Regions from separate parts of the Homo sapiens genome. Here regions 2 and 3 are each linked to region 1. The links are chromatin loops, found by intact Hi-C in ENCODE. Cell type or tissue: PC-3. All regions are shown on one strand.

What was found. Peaks named below come from ENCODE experiments on the same cell type or tissue, not always from the same donor. Only the 100,000 strongest peaks of a DNase experiment are listed, where the experiment ranks them.
Region 2: a loop joins it to region 1, with 26 times the contacts of the local background. A loop is called at or near these places in 31 of 110 quality-filtered maps.
Region 3: it touches region 1 in a loop (4-fold over the local background); 44 of 110 quality-filtered maps call a loop at or near these places.

Annotation. Positions count from the first base shown.
Region 1 is chr22:35,624,120-35,632,119 of GRCh38, reverse strand. It overlaps LOC284912 (a long non-coding RNA gene), which reads left to right. Exons shown (of 4, transcript XR_001755514.1): 3 at 627-706; 4 at 4,461-4,544. Among named protein-coding and RNA genes, the nearest start is that of MB, 11 kb to the right of the region's middle. In PC-3, CTCF peaks have their summits at 320 and 4,774 (motif pointing left); DNase peaks (open chromatin) are centred at 1,599, 1,989, 4,349 and 4,739; H3K4me3 peaks cover 1,509 bases; H3K27ac peaks cover 4,642 bases.
Region 2 is chr22:36,062,528-36,070,527 of GRCh38, reverse strand. No RefSeq gene overlaps it. Among named protein-coding and RNA genes, the nearest start is that of RBFOX2, 38 kb to the right of the region's middle. In PC-3, CTCF peaks have their summits at 4,126 and 4,336; a DNase peak (open chromatin) is centred at 4,557; H3K4me3 peaks cover 1,424 bases.
Region 3 is chr22:35,735,193-35,743,192 of GRCh38, reverse strand. It overlaps RBFOX2 (RNA binding fox-1 homolog 2), which reads left to right. Exons shown (of 14, transcript NM_001349999.2): 14 at 1-4,457. Among named protein-coding and RNA genes, the nearest start is that of APOL5, 21 kb to the right of the region's middle. In PC-3, a CTCF peak has its summit at 3,350; a DNase peak (open chromatin) is centred at 762; H3K27ac peaks cover 1,337 bases.

The DNA.
Region 1 (8,000 bases):
AGGGAAAATTCTAGAACACAGGGTGCATTCCTCCCAAGGTAACAGCCAAGCCGAAAGTAGAACAGAATCCTAGGCCCTTGGGGAAGGGGTCCTAAGTGTTTGCATCCTCACAAGTAGCCTGCTTTACAGTTTACAAAGCACTTTTCCATCCATTATTCACCTGTCCTGGGTGGAAGGCATTTCCTTTATTCAGCAATTATTACCAAGTACCTCCTAGTTAAGATGGTCATGAGGACTAAATGAGCCACTGCTTATAAAGGACTCAAAGCTACTGGACCCAGACAGGCCAGTGGTATGTGCTTAGGGTGTGGCGCCCCAAGTGGTGGTGGTGAGGCTGGCATTGTCATGAACTTGGCCCTGAACTGAGCAATGGCAACGCAAGATAGATACAGTACCTGCCCTCGCCGGCCTCACAGCTCTTATTCACTCATCATGTAACAGGTAAAATTTTAAATCATTTCAACGCAGATGTTTTAAAAATGTGTTTTCTTTATTATCTATAATTGAGACCAATAGCCCATGTGTATTGAGTGCTTACTCCGTACGAGGTATAGTTTTAAGTATTATAAGTAGTTCAGATTTCACAACACCCTCTGAGGCAGGTTCTAATTACTGCTATTTGACAGATGGAGAAAGGAGGAACGGAGGGATTAAGTAACTTTCTCAAGGTCACACAGCAAGCAGTGAAACCAGGATTCAAATGCAGGTAGTCTAGCTCCGGAATCCACACCCTTGACCACTGTAAGACACTGCCTCTTGTTTTTAAGCTTCTCTCACTGCAGCGTGTCAGGGGGCAACTTAGATGAGCCAACAATGGCATCTTAGTCTTCCTGGTATATACTCAGTATTTCAGTTTCCTCCTTTGGCTACCTCCACACCTACTCCTCTCCAACATGGTGCTGGATAGATGGGAGGAGAGCAAAGGCGGGAAGATGGGCCCTTGGACAGGTGTGCAGATGCTGGGGCGTCCCCAGGTCCCTGCTCTCTGCTCCAGGATGACTGTTTTGTTCTGGGGACCTGGACGCCTGCTGAGGTGTACCTGGTCCACCGGGCCTTCTGTGGTCTTGTGCTGTCAAGTTCATGGCCAGGACCTTTTGCGTCTACGTGCTGAATCTTTGGGCTCAGAGCTCTTTTGTCTCAATTCCCAGTTTTCCAGGGACCACCAGCCACCTCCACAACTCCACCTCCCCTCAGCGGAGCACCCGGGAATGTCAGACCCTGCACGATACCCTCAATCCACGGGGAACCAGCAGGAAAAGCTCAGGCTTCTCTGCTTAGATACACTGTCTCCCTTCTCTCTTTCTTCCCTTAATGATAGGATCCCCAAGTTTTAGCTGTGCCATGGCCACATAGTTAAAGAGGCTTCCCAGCCTCCCTTGCAGCCGGCTTTACCATGTGACCACATTCCAGCCAGTGAGGACTGAGCTGAGTGTGGGCCTTCCCTTAGGAGGGGATGTGCCCTCCCTTCCCAGTCCTCCTTGCTGGCTGGGGCTGGAATGTGGATGTGTGGGTCGGGGCTGAGCAATGCCACAGGAAGAACCAGGGCTGCTTGGTGGAGCAGCCCCACAAGGCTTTTAAGCCTGGGACTGTTCCTTGAGAGAGAAAGACATTTATGTGTACTTGAACTTACCATTATTAGCCTTCAGAAGAGCTCCCCAAACTGTGTCGTATCCAGTTCTGTCCCAGGCCATCTTAGTGCTCGCACATCATGGGGGCAGGGTGGAGTGGGACTCCTTCTCCTCCTCCTCCTCCTCCCCTCCTCCTCCCCTCCTCCTCCTCCCCCCCTCCTCTTCTCCTTCCCCTCCGCCTCCTTCCCTCCTCCCCTGTTCCTCCTTCTCCCCTCTTCCTCCTCCTCCTCCCCTCTTCCTCCTCCTCTCCTCTCCCTCCTCTGCTCCCCCATCTCCAAACTAAGAAGGCCAAAGATCCCCCAGCGAGGCAAATCCCAGCTACCACATAAGCCACACAACTGTCTTTTGGCTTCCCCTGCGGGGTCGTGGTGACTAATTTTAACTGACCCTGATGATTCATCCAGGATGCCTGGGAACCCCCACCCCACCCCACAACCACAGCCACTCCTCAGGGCCTGCTGAGAGCCGCCAACATTCTTCAAGTTCAAAATCATTCCCCATGCCCTCCAAGCCTACATTCCAACTGCCTCCGTGACCCATCCTCTTCACAAAACTTCTGACCCAGCCAAACTGGTCTTCTCTGGGTTTTCTGAACATTCCACGTGCATTCCTGCTTCTCTAACTTTGCTCTTACCACCTTTCATGCCTCTATTGTGCCATCAACCCTCTCCCCAGCCCCTGGAACCTGCCCCAGCGCCTGTGTATTTGATCAGTGGTGATACAGCACTCACTTGAAAAAGTATTGAGCACCTATTATGTGCTGTGTGGAATATTAGGGTGCATTCTTTATATAAATATTTTATTCCCAGCTTCCCTTTCTCATCTTTCCACTAGATTATTATTATTATCTTGGGCCATGACTGGGCAGGCAATGCCGTACAGTCACCAAACCCTGTTTCATTTCCTCCTGGGCACACAGAGAGACCTCATTCCCACAACTCCCTCCAAGTAAGCGGTGCCTGTGGCTGTGATCTGGCTGATGGAATTTGGGCAGAAGCAATGAGCACCACTTTCAGGCATACCCCCTAAAACCCCTTACAAGATCCTCCACCCTTTTTTTTTTTTTTTTTTTGGGAGATGGAGTTTCACTCTTGTTGCCCAGGCTGGAGTACAGCGGCGTGACCTCGGCTCACTGCAACCTCCGCCTCCCGAGTTCAGGTGATTCTCCTGCCTCAGCCTCCCGAGTAGCTGGGATTACAGGCGCCCACCATGATGTCAGGCTTATTTTTGTATTTGTAGTAGAGACAGGATTTCACCATGTTGGCCAGGTTGGTCTCGAACTCCTGGCTTCCAGTGATCCACCCACCTCTGCCTCCCAAAGTGCTGAGATTTCAGGCGTGAGCCACCTTGCCCAGCCCACCCTCATTTCTTTCTCCAGCGGTTTGCCTGCTGGATGCAGAGGGATGGGGGTTTTGGAAGTCCTTGGGGAGGGAGCCTGAGTGCCTGAATCACTGGGTGCAGGAGAGCCCTCTTCTCAGCTTACATTGGACTGGGAGATAAATGAGAACGAAATCTTTTGAGCCATGGCTAAGGACACATCATGAGATTTGGGGGCTGTTTGTTACAGCAGCTAGTATGCTAACACACCAGTGTAGGCAGCCATATTTGTATTTCTGCCCTCACCCAAGCCTGGTACATAAGAAGCCCTTAGTAGTCCTCCTCATCTCCCATGAGGCTTTCTTCTCATCCACCCTTCAAATGCAGGCCTGACCCTGTCGTCCCCTCTAGGAAGTTTTCTTCCCCACCTCCTCTTCTTCTTCCCAATTCTGAAATGCTGCTGACCCCCGCAAGGGTCCTTCTCTTCCTCCCTCACATCCTCCCCAGGTGACGTCTGCTGCCTCCTCTACGCTGGCACTTCCTATAGCTTAGACTGTAACCCTCAGCCCGATGGGGTAAACTGAGGCTTCTCCAAATTGCCAGATAAATTCAGGATGTTTTGTGATGCAACTCTGGAAGGGGAACCCAATCCTGTGTTAGCAGAATAAGGATGGGGCATTGATTCCCAAGAAATGAGTCCAACTCACGCTAATGGGAAGAATAGCAATATCTCCTGAGGACCAAATGGGCTTTTTTTTTTCTTTTTTCTTTCTTTTTTTTTTTTTTTTTTTTTTTTTTGAGACAGAGTCTTGCTTTCTTGCCCAGGCTGGAGTGCAGTGGTGTGATCTTGGCTCACTGCAACCTCCGCCTTCCAGGTTCAAGCAATTCTCCTGCCTCAGCCTCCCAAGTAGCTGAGACTACAGGCACCCGCCACCACACCCGGCTAATTTTTTTTTTTTTTTTTTTTGTATTTTTAGTAGAGATGGGTTTTCACTGTGTTAGCCAGGATGGTTTCAATCTCCTGACCTCGTGATCCACCCGCCTCGGCCTCCCAAAGTGCTGGGATTACAGGCATGAACCACAAATGGGCTTTTAAGGAAGAAATGGCTCTGCTGTGGGTTGTGTTTGATTTGAGAGAGACCAGAGAAAACCTAATTGCAGCCCAGGGTGACCGTGGTTTCATTTTCCCTCTCTGCTTCTCCTGCCCCCTCCCTGGGGGGCCCTCCCTGGAGCAGAGCTGACTCTGACGCCTCCTTCCTGGGGGAGCTGGGGTTTGATTGTTTTTCAAGGGAATGGTGGGAGGTGTTGGGACAGGGATGGGCGGTGCCTGGGGAGAGAGAATGTGTGTGGCTGCAGAATGCTGGGGAGGGAACAAGGAAGGAGAGGACCTGGCCTGGAGACTGCCCAGACGGGCGCCTGAGCTCCCCAGCTTCCCCTAAGGAGTAAGGTCTCCTTTCCCATGTCCTGCCACCCAGAAGTAACCACACCCATGCCCTCTCTACGCCCCTTGTGCAGCCTTCAGGGTAGACCGAGGAGAGCACCTCCCCTTCCTGGTGAAGGGAGCCCGATACACGCTGGTGCCGGCTGGCCAAGAAGGAGGTGGACAAACCTGGCGACCGCTCCCTGGCACCACCTCACCAGAGGACAGCTCACACCTCCACAGGGGTCAGAAGAAAGGAGCTGCCCTGGGGATGGCTGTGTATCCCTACAACTGCCAGGCACATGCCCCTTGAACACCCGATGCTACGTGTCCCAAAGGAAACTGGTCTCCACCCACCCCCGGCCCGTCCTCGTCCTGGGTACCCCACCTTAGTAAATGGCGCCACCATCTGCCCGGTCACTCAGCGAGAAACTCAACTCCTGGCAGCAGATGACGGGCACTCTGGTTAAATGACTCTCTCCAGCCTCCAAGTTCAACCTGCAGGGAAGCCCTGGAAATCCTGTCTCCCTCTGCCCTGCCTCTCCTTCAGCTCCGAACCCCACCCCACTCAGTACATGGCCCCCCAACAGGCTTTCAAATGTCTGCCTTCCCCAAACCAATCTGTGGTTTTAAAAGAAGTAAGGTCAGGTACAGTAGCTCATGCCTGTAATCCCAGCACTTTGGGAGGCCGAGGCAGGCGGATCACCTGAGGTCAGGAGTTTGAGACCAGTCTGGCCAACATGGCGAAACCCCGTCTCTACTAAAAATAAAAATAAAAAATTAGCCTGGGTGTGGCGGTATGTGTCTGTAGTCCCAGCTACTCCGGAGGCTGAGGTAGGAGAATTGCTTGAACCCGGGAGGCAGAGGTTGCAGTGAGCCAAGATCACACCACTGTACTCCAGCCTGGGTGACAGATTGAGACTCCGCCTCAAAAAAAAAAAATCAGGACAGTGGTTGTCTCTGGCAGGTGAGGGGGCCAGGATTGACTGGGGAGGGGCGTGCAGGAACTTTGGGTGATGACAATGTTCTCTAACTTAATACAGTTTGAGCTACACAAGTGAGTGTAGTTGTCAAATCTCAGCAAATGTATATTTAAGACATGTGCAATTAAATGTAAATTTTACATCTTACAGCAAAACAGAAAATGCAAAGAAATTTTGAACTCTTGTTCATGTCATGTATTGTGGAGTTTCTGCAGGGAATCAGATAGATGTCTGCAATTTAAAATGCCACAAAACAAGAAGAATGGATGGGTGCGTAGAGGGAGAGAGAAGCATGATTAAATTCATTTAGTAAAATGCCAGTGGTAGAGTTTAGGTGGTTTTCAGTGTGAGATTCTTCCCACTTTGCTGCATGTATGAAAATTTTTATAATAAAATGTTAGGGAGAAATGCCTCCTGGCTCCAGACGTGTCCCCTCCATTATGTTAATCACATCTGCAATTAGTGTGATGTTTCTAGGACAGCAAATCAGACCATGGCTCTCCCTTGCTCGGAAACCCTTCTGTGGCTCTCCCTGGGGACACGCCCCCACGTCTGTGGCTCCCAAGGCTGTCCATGCCTGGCCTCTGTTTATTTCTGTAATCATCACTCTCCCCTTCACTTTTTCCACCACGGAAACACCAAAATATTTATGCGTCCTGCATAGCATGCTATTTTATGTCTCCTATGATAGAAATCGCTCATTTTCATCTAATATACCTTCCCCACTTCTTTCTAAGTAGTAGAAACTCCAATTTTTATCTGGTGATGTGGCCATGTAGAAATAAAGACTACATATCCCAGCCTCCTCTGCAGTGAGGTACGGCCATTGGATGCGCAGCAAGATAAAGTATTAATTACAACTTCTGGAAAGTGTTCTTTAAGATAGGGGCACAACCTTCTTCACCCCTTTCTCCTTCCTGCTGGTTGGAATGAGGGCACGATGGCTGGAGCTCAAGCAGCCATCTTGGATGAGGAGGTGAAGGCCATATGTGTAACATGACAGAGCACTAAGGTAGATTGAAGCTGGGTCCCCGAGACTGTGGTGTGCCATGTCAGCTCTGAATCCCCTGCCTCTAGACTTCTATATGAAAGAGAAATTAATACTCTCTTGCTGAAGCCATGTTATTTTGAGTTTTCTGTTACCAACAACCAAACCTAGTCCTAACACACCAACTTCTATGTCCTTGAATGTTTTGATCCTTGTACTTGGAATGTCTTTTCCTCACTTTGCTCCTAACAAACTCCCATTGATCCTTCAAAACCTTGCTCGGACATCACCTTCTCAGTTACATGTTAATTCCTTGGTGGAATTAATGTTTCCCTACTCCATGATTTCTCTCTACCTTATATCACAGTGTGCAATTATTGAGCACTTACTATGTATCAGGCACCATGCTGGGTGCTCCCTCTTTTAATCCTTACAATGATATTTAAGATAGGTTATTCTTTTCAAAATCTCCACTTTATAGATAACAAAAGCATAGACCTTGGAAAGTTATGATACTTTTCATGGATCACAAAAGTAGTGCATGGTAGGGCCGAGTCCAGGAGTCTCATTCCAAAGCCTTTAGCCCTATGCTGAATGACCTCGATTATTGCCCTTATCAGAAAGTACTGACAACATTAGGTCACACATCCCTCCCTCCTACCACCTCTCAATGCTCGGAGGCCAGCCGGTGTCACCTTAGTCCCCCCAGAGCCCAGCACGGAGCCTGGCACACACCAGGTGAGCATGAGTGCTGTGGAACGTGACTATCCGTTCTGAGCCCCCAAGTCCTTGTCTTGGTCCTTGTGCTTGGAATATCCCTTCCTCACTTTGCTCCTAACAAGCTCCTATTGATCCTTCAAAACGCTGCTCAGGCATCACCTGAGCCTGGCACATAAAGTTCTTCCCAGTAGGTGTCACCTCCCACAGCCCCACTTGCCCCACACGTCTCTGGCAGGCTTTTGCAGCACTGTTTGGTACCTCTGCTTAGAACACTCTGCAGAACGCTCCCTCATACGTTCACATCCAGGCCAGCCATCACCTCTGAACAAACTCCTATTGATCCCTCAAAGGCCTTCACCTCCCAGGCCTAGGCACTGCCTTCTCACCCTTCCAAAGCCTTTGCTGAAATGTCTGCTGCGTTCCAGATCCCACTGAGGTATCTCCTCCACTGGACTTTGAGTCCCTTGAGAGCAAGGACCATGGATACCTTATATCACCGTGAGCAACTATTGAGCACTTACTGTTGTTAAAAAAGTTTAACCTCTAGCCGCCTCCTTACATATTTTAAGTTGGGCCTAAAAGTTTTTCTGTACATCATGAACTATAACAAGTGGAGGTATAGACAGACTATAGCCTACACTGTGCCAATCACCGCATTTTGGCCAATCAAATGCAGCCAACTGTTCGAACCATGTTCAGATAAACCAGATGCCAACCTGTAACCAATCCAGCTGTTTCTGTACCTCATTTCTGTTTTCTGTATGTCACTTTCCTTTTTCTGTCCATAAATCTTCCACTATTTAGCTGTGGAGTCTCCAGACCTACTCTGGCTCGGGAGGCTGCCCTGCTCGCAAATCATTCACTGCTCTGTTAAACTCCTTTACATTTAATTTGGCTGAAGTTTTTCTTTTATCACTATGTATCCACCACATTCAGTGCTCCCT
Region 2 (8,000 bases), 440 kb before region 1:
TTCTTTTTTTTTTTTTTTTTTTTTTCTGAGACAGAGTCTCGCTCTGTCGCCCAGGCTGAAGTGCAGTGGCACGATGTCGGCTCACTGCAACCTCCACCTCACGGATTCACGCCATTTTCCCACCTCAGCCTCCCGAGTAACTGGGACTACAGGCGCCCGCCACCACACCCAGCTAAATTTTTTTGTATTTTTAGTAGAGACGGGGTTTCACCATGTTAGCCAGGATGGTCTCGATCTCCTGACCTAGTGATCCACCCACCTCGGCCTCCGAAAGTGCTGGGATTACAGGTGTGAGTCACCACGCTCAGCCGCCATTACATTCTTATACAATTGTCTCCAAAGCCAGGAAGAAAAGGAGTAGTCAGAACAACAAGAAAAGTTAACTTTCCTCACTCTAGCTTTCTTGCTCCCTCCCTCACTCTTACTCTCTCTCCCACTGTTTTGTGTGTGTGTGTGTGTGTGTGTGTGTGTGTGTGTGTGTGTGTGTGTTTTGAGGCGGAGTCTCACTCTGTTGCCCAGGCTGGAGTGCAGTGGCATGATCAGCACACTGCAATCTCCGCCTCCTGGGTTCAAGTGATTCACGTGCCTCAGCCTCCCAAATAGCTGGGATTACAGGCCCACACCACCACACCCAGCTAATTTTTGTATTTTTAGTAGAGACAAGGTTTCATCATGTGGCCAGGCTGGTCTCGAACTCCTGACCTCAGGTGATCCACCTGCCTTGGCCTCCCAAAGTGTTGGGATTACAGGTGTGAACCACTGCGCCCAGCTTCCCGCTCTTTCCATCTACCTCACCCTCTCTCTCTATTCTGGCCAGGAGAGAAAATCTTTCTCAGAAGACTCTCCTTATATGTCATTGACCAGAACACGGTCACATGGTCACCTGTAACTGTAAAGGGAACCTGGGAAACCGAGCATCTGGCATTTTCCGCCTCTATGGTAGTCAGTAAACCTTGCTAGCCAGGAAGAAGGAGGGGAGTGGCTGGTGGCTAGGACCGTGGGAGTCCAGTGGGGCAGCAGCAGTGACATGGCCCTGAGGCAGTGACACAGGCAGCATCGTCGGTCTGGAGGAGAAACACGGACACAGCGTCTGGGAGCCTCCTAGTGAGTTCTGGACTGACCAAAGGACATGGGACAAATGCCAGGAGAAAGAAGAAGTCTGTTTTTGGTAGCTAAGGAGCACATGTGAGGGTCTCTGGGAGCAATAAAGGTAAATGGTGGGTCTGAGAGGGAAATTTTCAATAATTTTGCTAGAGACCAGTATAGCACAGTCATTAAAGCTGGATAGCACAGCTTTGGAAGCAGACAGCCCAGGTCTTAAATTCTGACACCCACTGACCAGCCGTGGAACACTGGGGCAATCATTTCACCTTTCCAGGCCTCAGTTCCTCTTTTGTAAATGAGCTAATAGCCATCCCTCCTTCACGAGGCTACTGTGAGGATTAAGTTACTTAATACAAGTAAAGCACAATACCTGCCATCTGCTATTCTCTTACTGTAAGGACTATAGTCATCCTGGTGGATGTGAAGTGAGTCCCGTGTGGTTCTGATTTGCCTTTTCCTTGATGACTAATTATGTCGAGCATCTTTTGTGCTTGAAAGTATTGTTTGCTTATTGGCCATTTGTTTATCTTCTTTGGATATTCAAGTCCTTTGCCTATTTTATTTTATTTTTTATTTTGAGACAGAGTCTCACTCTTGTCGCCCAGGCTGGAGTGCAATGGCGAGATCTCAGCTCACTGCAACCTCCATCTCCTGGGTTCAAGCGATTCTCCTGCCTCAGCCTCCCAAGTAGCTGGGATTACAGACTCTCACCACCACGTCCGGCTCAATTTTGTACTTTTAGTAGAGACGGAGTTTCGCCATGTTGGCCAGGCTGGTCTCAAACTCCTGACCTCAGGTGATCCACCCGCCTCGGCCTCCCTAAGTGCTGGGATTATAGGTGTGAGCCACTGTGCCTGGCCTACCTTTGCCCATTTTTAAATTGATCTGTTTTCTACTTGTTGTTGCAATAAGAGCTCTTTATATATTCTGGATACAAGGCCCTAATCAGATATATTATCTGATTATTTGCAAATGTTTTGTAGCAACGATTGTGCTATTACTATGGTTTGGTCAGTGTTATTGTGGCTCTGTCCTTCTGGTCCACGCAGAAGTAGATGTAGGCTGTTAAAATGAGGTATGAATCTTAGCACATAAACTTGATAGTGCAAAAACTGTGACTTTCTTCTTTTTTTTTTCTTTTCCTTGAGACGGAGTCTTGTTCTGTCACCCAGGCTGAAGTGCAATGGGGTGATCTCGGCTCACTGCCACCTCTGCCTAATGGGTTCAAACAATTCTCCTGCCTCAGCCTCCCGAGTAGCTGGGATTACAGGCACCCACCAGAACTAATTTTTGTATTTTTAGTAAAGATGAGTTTTCACCATGTTGGCCAGGCCGGTCTCGAACTCCCGACCTCAGGTGATCCACCCGCCTCGGCCTCCCAAAGTGCTGGGATTACAGGCGTGAGCCACTGCACCCAGCCCTCTTCATTTTTCAATATCTGAACTAAATTTCTTTATTGATTCTCCATTGCTGTTGATGATGGAAATGTAATCTCAGTCAATTTGGGATTTTCCTACCCTCCTCAGGGTTGCAGATGGCCGTTGAGGGACTCAGATTGAGCCAAGTCCTAGGAGAGGTATCATAAACGCCCCCCGGGCATCTGCCTGCTCTTGGGTCATTGCATCAGTCAGGGGTCAACTAGAGAAATTAAAGACACAGAACAAATAGGAGATATATGATATATGTATGATTTTATATTCTCTCTCCCTCTCTCTCCATATATACATGTATTTGGGGAGGGGGGTGGGGTGAGGGTGTAGGTGTGATTATTGCAAGGAATTGGTTTATACACACAGGGCTGGCTAGGCAAGTCCGAAATTTGTAGGGCTGGTTGTTAGGAAGGCTGGAACTCTTCAGCACAAGCTGAAATTGCTATTGGCTGGCAGAATTTCTTCCTCTTCAAGGGCACCTCAGTTCTACCCATAAAGTCTTTCAGACTCACCCAGATTATCTGGGATAATCTCCCTTACTTGAAGTAAACTAATTATAGACAAATCACATCTACAAAATGCCTTCAAGCAACATCTAGATTAGTGTTTGAGGCTAGGCATGGTGGCAGATCACTTGAGCCCAAGGGTCAGAGGCCAGCCTGGGCAACAAGGCAAAACCCTGTCTCTACAAAAAAAAAAACATTAGCCAGGATTTTTTCATTTAATTATTATTTTTTAAACTAAAAGAAAAAATAGATTAGTGTTTGATCAAATAACAGGAGACCATAGTTTAGCCAAGCTGACACATAAAACTGACAAACTGACACAAAACAGACCTTGGTCAATTTGAAATCTCTGATGTGCCCCACTCCACACCCCCACCTCCTGGGCCAGCCGCCTCCTCACCGCCCAGCACAGTGCGGGGGTGGGTGGGGAGGAGCACAGGGACCACCACCGGGTGGCCTGCCTTTCTTTTTTTTATTCTTTTTTTTTTTTTTGAGACAGAGTCTTGTTCTGCCACCCAGGCTGAAGTGCAGTGGGGTGATCTCGGCTCACTGCCACCTCTGCCTCCTGGGTTCAAGCGATTCTTTTGCCTCAGCCTCGAGTAGCTGGGATTACAGGTGCCCACCCCGACTAATTTTTGTATTTTTAGTAGAGATAGGGTTTCACCATGTTGGCCAGGCTGGTCTCGAACTCCTGACCCCAGGTAACCCGCCCGCCTCGGCCTCCCTAAGTACTGGGATTAAAGGCGTGAGCCACCGCTCCAGACCGCGTGGCCTGCGTTTCTATCCCATTCTGCTATCCCTAGCCGGGAGACATCGCCAAGTTACCTAACCGCCTTTTGCCTCAGTTTCCTTACTGTGCAACGGGGATAATCATAGTCTCCACTTCCTATGGTTGTTGTGAGGAGCAAATCGGCAGGAACAGGGAAAAAGTGCTTAGAACAGTGGCTGGCAGGGCTCAGTCAATATTCTCTCATCCTGCTTCCGCTCCACTCCGGGTGTAAGGGTCTTCCGGGGTCATCGAGATCTCAGCTCTCAGATGTCCACATGTAAGGGAGATCTTACAGGGAGATCTTTCCCTGCCCCCAGCGCATAGCTAGACAAGCGGGGTGGCCTGGAGAAGAGACCGCGCAGCACGTGGGCTGCGGACCCCGAAATCGCCCTGGCCGTGCGCGCGCGCCCTCTAGAGGACGTCAGGGGAACCTCCCGTGAAGGAGAAACTACGATTGTTGGGGACCCTGGCAACTTTGCTGGGGAACAGAGAGTCACATAAAGAGAAGGCGTTTTCTTGTCCCTCTCACTTCAAAAGATACCTTTAATAGGCACGTCCTGGGCTCCCACAGCTCTCAACCGAGAGGGAGGCGCGCCATGGCCTATTGACACCCGGGGGACGGCGCCAGCAGGGGCGGCCTCCAGGGGGCGCCACGGAGCTGCTGCTCCGGCCTCTCGAGAGCAGTGGGCGGCGGGACTCAGGCCCGTGCCCGCGCCACTGGGCGTTCTTGGAAAACGCTGATTTCCTGCCATGAAATGGGCGGAGACCTCGAGAGTTTGCAATCCGGGGTATTGCTAGCTGCCAGCCGGAGGGACATCAGTCACGTGACCGCGTTCTGCCTGCAGGACCCGCTGTGAGCTCCTCCGAGCCAGGCTTCTACCTCCGCCTCCCTCGCTTGATTCCCGGACGAGTATGTCTTTAGATTTGGTCGTGCCTGTCTCCTCCCTTCTCCCTGATGCCCCAGAGGGAGCTTTAATTAGCCTCAGTGCTGCCTGACTGGAAAGCAGTCCGATGGTGAAAATCCCCTGCTGTCAAATTATCTGGGATCCCAGCCTGGCCTGTCTGGTGATGTGGCATGTTATATGTCGCAGTGGTTGACGCTGGCCACAGCAGGCTGGAGGGAAAGGAGAGGATCAGGACAAAAAGTGACACCTCGTGAGGGTTTGTGAATTCTTGCCCCTTTACTAACGTCCCAGCCAGGGTTTCTGGACCAAACTGGTGCTCTCAGACTCTGAAATCCTGCCTCAGAGGTGAAGAGGCACCCCCTGTCCCCTGCCCCTACAGGCCTCTCCGTGGGTTCATTGGAACTTCACGCACGTAGGGCCCCAAAAGCTCCCCGCAAGCTGGAAGAGAAGCAGGCGAGGGTCAGGGAAGGAGCTTGAGTTTTGGAAAAAAGCAGACCTGAGACAGGGACTCGAATCTTGTTCCTGCTAATAACTGGACCCTGGATAAATTCTTAAGTTCTATAAGCCTCAGATTCCTCATCTGTAAGATAAGCATCATAATTCCTACTTCTCAGGATTAAAGAAAATATATGGGAAGTGCCTAGCACAGAACCTAGCATGTAGTGAATAGCTAATAAATATGTGTTGAAGAAATGAATTAGCTAACTAATTAAGTCAATAATCAATGAATATTCTAAGTAGTAGAATCTCAAGCTCACAGACCCATAGAACTGGAAGCATCTTAGAGATCACGGTCCAACCCCTTTATACTAGATGTTTAGAGTACTTCCAGATCCAAGTATCATGGCAGAGTGTTTAAGAATGTGGACTAGGCCAGGTATGGTGGCTCACACCTGTAATCCCAGCACTTTGGGAGGCCAGGGTGGGTGGATCACCTGAGGAGTTCGAGACCAGCCTGGCTAACATGGCAAAACCCCGTCTCTACTAATAATACAAAATCAGCCAGATGTGGTGGCACACGCCCGTAATCCCAGCTACTCGGGAGGCTGAGGCAGGAGAATCGCTTGAACCTGGGAGACTGAGGTTGTAGTGAGCCAAGATCAAGCCATTGCACTCCAGCCTGGGCGACAAGAGCGAAACTCCATCTCCAAAAAAAAAAAAAAGAGAGAGAATGTGGACTATAGGGCCAAGCTGCTTTGGTGCAAACTCTTGCTCTGATGCTAACTAGTGTGTGATCTTGGGCAAGTTATGTAATCTCTCTTTACCTCAATTTCCTCTTCTGTAAAATGGGGATAATGGCATCTGCGTCCTAGGTTGCTAGAAAGAGAAAGAATAAGAGAATACCTTAAAAAACACCTAAGGCAGTACATGTTAACTATTGTATCAGGTGCCATCAGGGATTATGTCAGGCTCCCATCGTCTTGTCCAAAGATTAGTGGTATTCAACTTTTTTCAAACAAAAACGTATGTAAATGTCAAATTATTCATCCATTGGTTCAAAATAAATGTTGAGTATCTGCTCTGGGCTAGGGCTCATTCTAGGTATTGAGGAATACAAACTAAGCGTCTCTATTCTTATAGAGCTTACATGCTACTGGAGGGGAACATAAAATATACAAACAAATGAAAATAAATCTGTAACACATCAGGTTGTGATGAGGGCTAACCAGAAGAGTAAAGCAGGATAAAGAGAGATGCAAATAGGAAATGTGTACATGGGTTCAGGGAAGCCCTCTCTGATAAAGAGACGGTTGAGCAAAGATCTGAAGCAAGTAGGAGAGTAATCACTGTTGATATCCGGAAGGAAGAGCAATCCAGGCAGGGGGAACAGCCAGTGCAATGGCCCTGAGGTAGGAGAGTGCTTAGCATAATCAAGGACAGCATGACTGGAGGAGAGGGAGCAAGGGAGAGGGTGGTAGATGAGGTCAGAGAGGTAGTCAAGGATGGTGAGAAGTGGTTGGATTATGGGAACATTTTAAAGATGGAGGTGGCCAGGCATGGTGGCTCATGCCTTTAATCCCAGCACTTTGAAAGGCCGAGGTTGGTGGATCCCTTGAGTTCAGAAGTTCGAGAGCAGCCTGGCCAACACGGCAAAACCCCATCTCTAATAAAAACACAAAAATTAGCCGGGTGTGGTGGCACATGCCTGTAGTCCCAGCTACCCAGGAGGCTGACGCAGGAGAATTGCTTGAACCGGGGAGGGAGAGTTGCACTGAGCCGAGATCATGCCATTGCACTCCAGCCTGAGCAACAGAGCGAGACTCCGTCTCAAAAAAGAAAGAAAGAAAGAAAAAAGATGGGGCTAACAGGATTTGCTGCTGGATTTAATGCCTTCATTGTTTTTGGCCTAAGCAACTGGAAGAATGGAGTTGCTATATATGTATTTATTTGTTAGATGAGGAAGACTCTAGGAATAAGTTTAGATTGAGAGAAATCAAGAATCCATTTTGGGACACATTAAGCTTGAAGCCCATTAGAGAGGACAGCCAAGACTATAAGGAATTTAGATGAAAGTGATACTGCTATGGGGAGGAGCAATGGGTGGGTGAGTGTGGGCAGATAGCCAACATGTCCTGTCATTTCTACTTATAGAATGTTCCTTGCAAAAATACTCTCCTCTCCTATTCCCAATCCCATTGCCTTTTTTTTTTTTCTTCTGGAGACAGGATCTTGCTCTATCACCCAGGCTGGAGTACAGTGGCGTGATTTTGGCTCACTGCAGCCTTGACCTCCCAGGCTTAAGCGATCCTCCCAGCTCAGCCTCCCAATTAGCTTGGACTACAGGCGTATGCCACCATGTCAGGCTAACTTTTGTAATTTTTGTAGAGATGAGATTTTGCCATGATGCCCAGCCTGCTCTTGAACTTCTCTGAGCTCAAGCAATCCTCCTTCCTTGTCCTCCCGAAGTGTTGGGATTATAGGCATGAGCCACTGCATCCAGTCCCCTTCCATTCTTATGTCTCACTCCCTGACTGGGGCACCTGCGCGCAACCTGGTTCCACTCTGGCCTTGCTTCCACACTGCCTTTAGAAGGATCTTTCTAGTATAAAATCTCCCCTCTTGTTCAAATCTGACGCTGACTTTTCTTTCGTTGTAGCTCATTTTAGCAATGGTTTTCAAACTTTTTGGTCTCAGGACCCCTTTACAGTTATAAAAGTTAATGAAGAGCCAGGTGCGGTGGCTCAAGCCTGTAATCCCAGCACTTTGGGCGGCTGAGGCAGGTGGATCACTTGAGGTCAGGAGTTTGAGACCAGCCTGACCAACATGGTGAAACCCTGTCTCTACT
Region 3 (8,000 bases), 110 kb before region 1:
AAAGGAATATTAGAAGATCTGGTATTTCTTACTTTTTTCTTGCCTCAGAAAGTACAAAGTTTAAAAAATAGAATAAAGAATCTGCTGGGGAAAGATAGAGTACCAGGTCCTAGGTCAGTAGTCCCTGGAAGTTTTGGTGATGAGGACATGGAAGGGCAGGCAGAGGCACTTTGTACTTGCTCCAAAGCCATAGGAATTTTCATCTTCCAGAGCCTTTATGAGTCACTTCTCTATCCACAGTCTTGAGCCTGTGGCTATCCCGCTGAGCTTCTCACTGTCCTCCAAAAACACCCCGCTGAGCACCCGGACCACTTTGTACACATTAACACTACAGGACATAAAATGCAGAGGCCCTGAGATTGCTGCCCTCCCATATTGGAAGGAGGGTCTGCGATGGCAAGGGTCTTCTATATCACCAGAAAGAGTCGCGCAGTGAGTCACTGCCGTTGCCATCTGGCTGTAATTTTCTATGTTATCAAGGTAGGAGGGAGTGTTTCTCTTCTAGCTGTTAGATAGAACTGATAAAAGCAAGTGTCCTACAGCATTTCCCAAATGAAGGCATTAGGAAATAGAAAAGCACGGTCTTTTTGGCTCCCTGGTCTAGTCACATTGGTACTAGGGTGACCTTTCACCCAAGGGACAGCTGCTAAAGGGAGTAATTCAGAGACATGGAGCTTCTGGTTATGGGTTTGTTTTGGGTTTGTTTTTAACTCCTGCCTCCACACATGTTCTTGACTGATAACTGACTCATGTCCCTGAATTAAAATGACTGACCTATGACAGCATCAAGCATTCTTTGTAAGCAGAGTGATATATCTGAGAGGGCGTTGACCTGTTGTGTAGAATACATATCCTTTCCCCCTTCAGAATCCTGTCTCGCCTCGTAACTGGGAGAGAGGCTGTGCCTGAAACTAGGGGCGATGTCAAGGAAGCTAGAGGCCTCGATGCAATTATTACTGACTCTGGGGAGGAAGACAGAGAATAAGGGGACACCAACTGCCCAGTCCACTGGCCATTTTTAAGGGTCCCCCCACCCCAAGCCAAAGTTTGGTTTGTTGCTGTTAAGACAATTTTTGTTGTATGTATATAAATATTTTAGTTAGAGGAGCGGGGAATGGGATGCGGGCTTTCACAGTTCTAGGGAATGGGGGCAGGGAGGATTTTGCTTTTGCTTTTGCTTTGAGGGAGAACTTTAGCTGACTAAAAAAACAGAAGTTTGGGGTCATGATCACAAAGGGGCCATTCCCAAAAGATGGCAAGCCACGTATTCAGTGGAGACTAGGCCAAATTCTAAATGGTTTTATCCATAGCAGGGGAGAATAGGAGAATGAGTTTAAGAGTTTTTCTCTTCTTTTTTCCTAGAAAGAGGTAAGGATAATGGGAAAGGTAGAGAAGGCGGCTCCCACAGACCTTTTAAGAGAGGCAGAATCTTGAGCTTGAGGCACCTTGAGTGCATCTCAGTTCAGCTGGTTCTGGCTGAGGCCTCCAAAGGCAAGCTCTGTGCTTTCCAGTGGTTTCTGCTGCATTTCCAGGGATGGTGTTTAACACCGCTTCCTCCAGCTCCCTTTTCTAAGAAAGAATAAATGGAGTTCTGCTTTTTATGAAAGGGTCTTTGGTTTTCAGTGTCAACACTGAGAATTGGGGCTCTTGCAAGCATCTGGATTTCACAGTATCAACCTCCCCGTCACCTTTTGAACTTTGAGACTCCGTACGGTCAACTTCACCAGAGGCAGGTTGCTCGAAGCAGCACTGCTTGTCTGTTCCTGACTCTGGTTCTCACTGTATTAAAAAAGAGAGTCAGAGGAGTCTGGCATTTCGTGAGTTTGTTAGAGGATGCTGGCTGATAATTCCAGAAAACTTACTGATGCTAAATCACAGTACATGCATGATTCTTTTTCAGCTTTACTATAGTTCATGACCTGGACTTTCTGTACTCTTGGAAGCTGGGCTCCTTAAAGGAGGCCTCTAGTGAACACCTTTATCTCCATGTCCCTCTTAGAGCCCAGAGAGCTGCCCATAGGCATTTTCCAGAATTCCTCATGTCACCTAGTTCAATTTCCATTAACTCAGATCAGCCATTGTGATTCACCATTTGTCAGGCTCTCAGGTTTAACAAAACCTACTATCACCATCATCCTTCAACAGCCACAGTCTGAATTGAGCCAACATTTTTTTTTCTTTGAGAAAGAAGTGGACTGGGGCACAACTTTTAGTCTGAGGGGAGCTAGTGGAAATCTAGACAATAGAAGTCATCGATAGCAGCTTTTCCTCAAATGTGTGACTCCTCAGGGGCTAAACTGCTCTTAGCTTAGAATTATGCTTTACTAGAGATCTAGCAGATAAGTGGGTTAATCACTACCATCCTGTAACTAGTTATATAGCTTCCAGACATGAGGGAGACATCAAACAGGGATGGAAGCAACCCCAAGGATATGCAAGAAGGGCATGATGAACCCCCTTCCCTCTGGCAGGAGAACAAGGCCAACCAAGGGACAGACTGGAAAGCACTTAGATGTTTAAGGAGGAGAAAGGGGAAGCTTTGACCAGTCCTTGCCTTTTGCCAAGTTCAGCCAGTTCTCCGCTGCTTGCAACCTCTAGCGCAGTAACATTTGCAGAATTGCAGATTTTCCCCCAGATACTAGGAGGAAAGGGACTTTGGGGGGTGGGGAAGGGGTCGTGGTGTTTTAAAAGCATAAGTTACCTGTTTGCACTGTTTTAAGATAGGAAAAAAAAATAGTGGGCAAGGTGAACATCAGACGTAAATTTGTGTGTTTTTATTTTGTCATGCTCTTGAAAATGTTTGACCATTTGTAGTATACACAGTGAAACTTGATTCTCTGTTGCATAAAACACTATATTTTTTTGGAAATGTTACTGTCCAAAAGCCTCTTCCCTCCCTTTCCTTTTCCTATGTACTTCCTTCATACTTGCTTTACTGATCAGCCAGGCAATAGCCATCCAAGAGCTAGAGCATGAAACAGGGCCCTTTCCAAGTAGGCTCTGGGTGTCCTAAGCCAGCGTGTGCCCTCTGGTTTAGTGAGTGTAATAGAGTCCCTGGCACCTTTCTTTGCAAATGAGGCTAACAGACCAGACTGCAGCAAGTTATCAGATTCCTCAATCAGATGCACTAGGAGTGAGGAGCCCAGGGATGGAGGGGGTTCCTGAAGTATTGCAGTTGGCTGTAGTAGCTGAGTTCTTTTCCATGTTACCGAAACTGTAGCCAGTTACAGTTTACTCAGGAAAACGGTAGATCAATTCAGCCATGGTAGTGCTGGTTGGCAGGGATTGGTAACGGAGAGAACTGCTCATCAGCCAAAACTCAAGCCTTGCCTTTTAGGAGGCCACCAGCAGAGGGACTTGGTCCTCCTTGTCTGGTACTTGTGTACATGCCGGTGACCTGAGGACTCCACTCACACTGGCGAGCAAAAAGGGAGCAGTGATTCTCTTTTCTCTCCCCACCCCCTGCCCTTTGTTACCAACACCAGTTTCCCAGGGGGTACATGAGTTTCTGAATTTTTAAAAAATGTTTTTGGTTTGGTTTTTCTGGGGACTGATAAGTGCTTTAAGCAATGTCCATACCCCGTCAAGACTCCCAGCTTAGTCATTTTCTTGTATTTTTCTGTTCACAGTATTTGTGTGTGTGCTTGTTTTGGCAGCTCATTTTGGCTGTATTATATATTGAGTGATGAATTGATCCTCTTTTTTCCCTAAGGGATATGAATTGTTTTTCTTGTGTTATATTCTGCTTGTGAATAGCTGGAGCAAACCTGGGGCTGACACGCGTAAGCTAGGGCTGCAAAGCGAGAAGAGAGCCGGTGGAGTGTACTTGTCCCTGACAGGCTGACCTACCTGAGTCTCTGAGCTTTTCAGTCCAAATCTTTGCAAGGCTCAAAATGCCACAGAACCTCTCCTCTTCTCCCCACTCCCCATGGCAGGGACCGGACCATCCCTACATGCAACATGCTGTTCCTCCAGCCCCTCCCATTGCCATGGCAAAACAGGTACCTTTGGGGCATGGGGGCATTACATGGGATGCTTGTGTAATCGACCACCTAGCCTTCTCTCTCCCCTCCCGTCCTCCCCCAGAATCACTTCCTAGGACACCCGAGCTGCTTGCCCAGGGTCCTGTTTCCCTGCTAACTCCAGAGAAGCATCCCAGGGCTTTGTGACAGTCTCTAATTCCCTTCCCTTCTCGTTAAGAATCATATTGTATAGTAGCTTTCAGACCATACAGTATTCATTGGGTTACTCCTATTATTATCAAGTAGCTGGAATTGTGAAGGTCGGAGTAGTTAGATCTTTAGCTTTTATTCCTTATTTTTTTGTATTACTCTCCATGTGTATAAATTATTGATCATGTTGCTGGCTTTTATAAACTCTAAGCGAAGGAGGAGCACTGCCTCAGCCTTTGCACATGGTAATGAAGCACTGTTTTTAAATAAAAGAGAGAAACACCATTCTTTGGGCTGTGTGTATTAATCCTCGTTCCCTGTTGCCTCTGCCTGAGGCTCCAAAGATACCACTTGGATTTGACTTTTTAAGCGGGGGGCGGGGGGGACAAGAAGGAAAAGTGCCAGGCGTTCTAAGGTGAGACGTTCTAAATGGTGATGAGAAGCCAGAAGGTAAGCGTGTGTCAGCTGCTCTCAGCTTCCCCAGCTGTGAACTCCAGTCTGTCCAAAAGCTGCTTCTGAAATCTTTCAGCTTCACTTCTTCACCGTCCACCCTCCCCTAGATTCAACTGCTGCCTTTACTGTACCACAGACACTGTCCTTGCCAGGGGCTGTGGCCCCACTTGACCTTATCAAAGTGTTATTTCCCTGCCTTGCCTCCTCTGTCCCTGCTGCCCCTGGCTCTCCGGCTGCCACCCAGGCTCCTTCACTTTTTGTTCAGCCATAGAAAATATGTCCTGCCTAGCCCTTTCCTCCCTGTTTCTTTTCTTTTTTTCCCCTTGAGACAGGGTCTCACTGTGTCGCCCAGGCTGGAGTGCAGTGGTGTGATCAAGGCTCACTGTAGCCTCAAACTCCTGGGCTCAAGTGATCCTCCCACCTCAGCCTCCCGAGAAGCTGGAACTACAGGTGCACGCCACCACACCCGGCAACATTTTTTGTAGAGATGGGGCTACACTGTGTTGCCCAGGCTGGTCTCGAACTCCTGGCCTCAAGTGATCCTCCCACCTCAGCCTCCCAAAGTGCTGGCATTACAGGCATGAGCCAGCACACCTGGCCTCTTTTCTTTCTTACCTGTGCTGAAACCCATCCCTTGCTGCATTTGTTTCGTTTCTCAGCCAATAATTCCCAAATCTCTGAAATTCTCCATAATCCATAAATCTCTAACTCCCTTCACTTCACCATATGAGATCATCATGCTTCCTATTTCACAGAATATGGAGGTTGTCAGACATAGTCTCCCTGAATGAAGTTTCCCTACCAGATCTACAAGCCTACTTGAATTCCACACAGGGTGTCTTTCCCCTTCTCTCTCGTTCTATTAGAGGCATTCTTCACATCACCGTGAACCCCACACCTGTGCTCTGCATCCCAGCCTTTCCCACCTGCTCGGTGCTTTGCTTCAGTTTCCTCCCTTGCCTGGTTTGCCTCTTCCTCTCAATAGTCCCTTTGGCACTTAAGCGTGCTTAGATCTTAAGTTAAAAAAAAAATTGGAAAATCTCAAGTTATTCCTTGTACTCTTTTTTTTTTTTTTTTTTTTTTTTTTTTTTGAGACAGGGTCTCACTCTGTTGCCCAGGCTGCAGTGCAGTGGTGCTATCTCGACTCACTGCAACCTCTGCCTCCCAGGTTCAAGCAATTCTCTTTCGTCAGCCTCGTGAGTAGCCGGGATTATAGGAATGCACCACCAAGCCTGGCTAATTTTTGTATTTTTGGTAGAGACGGAGTTTCACCATGTTGGTCAGGCTGGTCTCAAACTCTTGACCTCAAAGATTCACCCGCCTCGGCCTCCCAAAGTGCTAGAATTATAGGTGTGAGCCACCACACCTGGCCCTAAGTTGTTTCTTTTGTGGCAAACTTCTGGAATAAGTTTCTACCGGCTGACTCCAATTACTTGATCTTCACCCTGTGGCTGCCTGCCTTCTACCTCCAGTACCTGGAAGCAGCCCCTGAGGATGACAGTGAACGGATGCTCCTCTGTTCACCTGCTTGACTGCTGAGTGTTCCCAAGGCTGCTTCCCTTGTGTGTTGGACTGTGACAGGCCAAAGTGAGCGAGTACCTCACCACCACCACCCACTCCAAGCTGGCACGTCCTTGCCCGGCCTCGTCTTATCTCCTAAACTGGTCTCCTTGCCTCCACCTTTTCTCCGACAGCTCTCCATCGCCGAAGTTTGTTCTCTCGACAGCCTGTTCAATCGGATTGTGACGTGCTTTTGTGCAAACTTCTTTGGCTTCCCATCCCGTAGCCAGTTCCAAGTCCTTATTTTGGTCTACAAGGCCCTGTACAATGTGCTCCCCTGGTAGTTTATTTGGTGTCTGTCTTTCTGTACTAAAATGCAGGCACCTGGAGGTCAAAGACTTTGTTCTGTTGGCTGCTGTATCTCCATTTGCCTGGTGCATTGTAAGCATTCAGTACCTATTTGTTGAATTACTGCTTTCCATTTTGGATGTAAATGATGCACTTTTCAGCCCTGCCTTCCTCCACATTGCCACCCCTAGTAACAACAGTGGACATGAGTGTGGAGCGCTGTTGGTGGCACTTGCCCATTTTCACTCCTTTCATCTTCCCAGCAGCTCTGTGAGGCGGGTGCCCCCTGAGGCACTTCTGTCTGCAGCTCCTGCTCCTGCCTTCCTGCTGGGTTTGACAAGCATGCAAAACCTGGATTGCCCCTTCCCCAGGCCATTTCTGGGGGTTGTGTTTGCAGCAAGAAAACTTGTATCCCCTCAGGACAAACAGCAAGCTTGCTTACTACCTGTTATAAAAGAGGTGGATCCCCTAAGCTCAGTGCTCCTCAGCTGCAGCGCAAACCTACTACCTGCGCCACATCTATCCAGGCCTGTGGGACTCGGGGGCTCATGGAACTGTTCCATATGCTGGTGCTCATGCTGCCTGCTGCACTGTGAGTAATAAAGTCCTTTGCCTCTCACCGAGTCGTGTGTCTTCCACCAATATCCGTGAAACAATAACAGGCTAATGCATCAGCTTCTAAGGAAGGAGAAATCAAAGCCTATACCTGACAGTATTGTTATTCCTCTGTTAAAAGATGAAGCTGGACGCATAGAGAGATTAACTAACTTTCTCAAAGTCACATAAGTAGGAAGTTGCAGAACCAGGATCCAAACCCAGGCAGTTGCTCCCAAGTGTATGCCTTTAACCTCTGACTGCTAGTGTTTCTAAGTGCTGCTCTTGTGGAAACCCCACAGAAATCAGAGCCAGCACTGCACTCCTGTCTCTGGCTGCCTCTCTGCCTCTTGTAGGCTCCTCTTCCTCCAGCTCTCTTTTAAATCTTGTTATTCCTCTAGGGCTCAGTTGTAGGCCAACTTCTTCCCATACTCCACTGAAAAGATCACTGTTGAGACCCATTTCTGCCTGTAAGCTAATGACTCTTAAATCCAAACTGGAGTTCATAAAGCTTTCCTAGAGTCTAGACTCACGTCCAGCTGCAGCCCCACAGGCTTCTAAAATTCAATATGCTTGAAATAAACCCTTTTTCTACTCAAAACCTATGTTCCTGTCTAGTCCATTTGAGCTGATAACAAAATACCATAAACTGAGTAATTTTTAAATAACAGAAGCTGGCCAGACGCAGTGGCTCACGCCTGTAATCCCAGCACTTTGGGAGGTGAGGTGGGGGTGGATCTCCTGAGGTCAGGAGTTCAAGACCAGCCTGGCCAACATAGTGAAACCCTGTTTCTACTAAAAATACAAAAATTAGCTGGGCATGGTGGAATGCTTTCTGAGCCTGGATCCGCGGGTCTCGCACAGTTTCACACAGGTGGAATGCTTTCTGAGCCTGGATCCGCGGGTCTCGCACAGTTTCACACAGGTGGAATG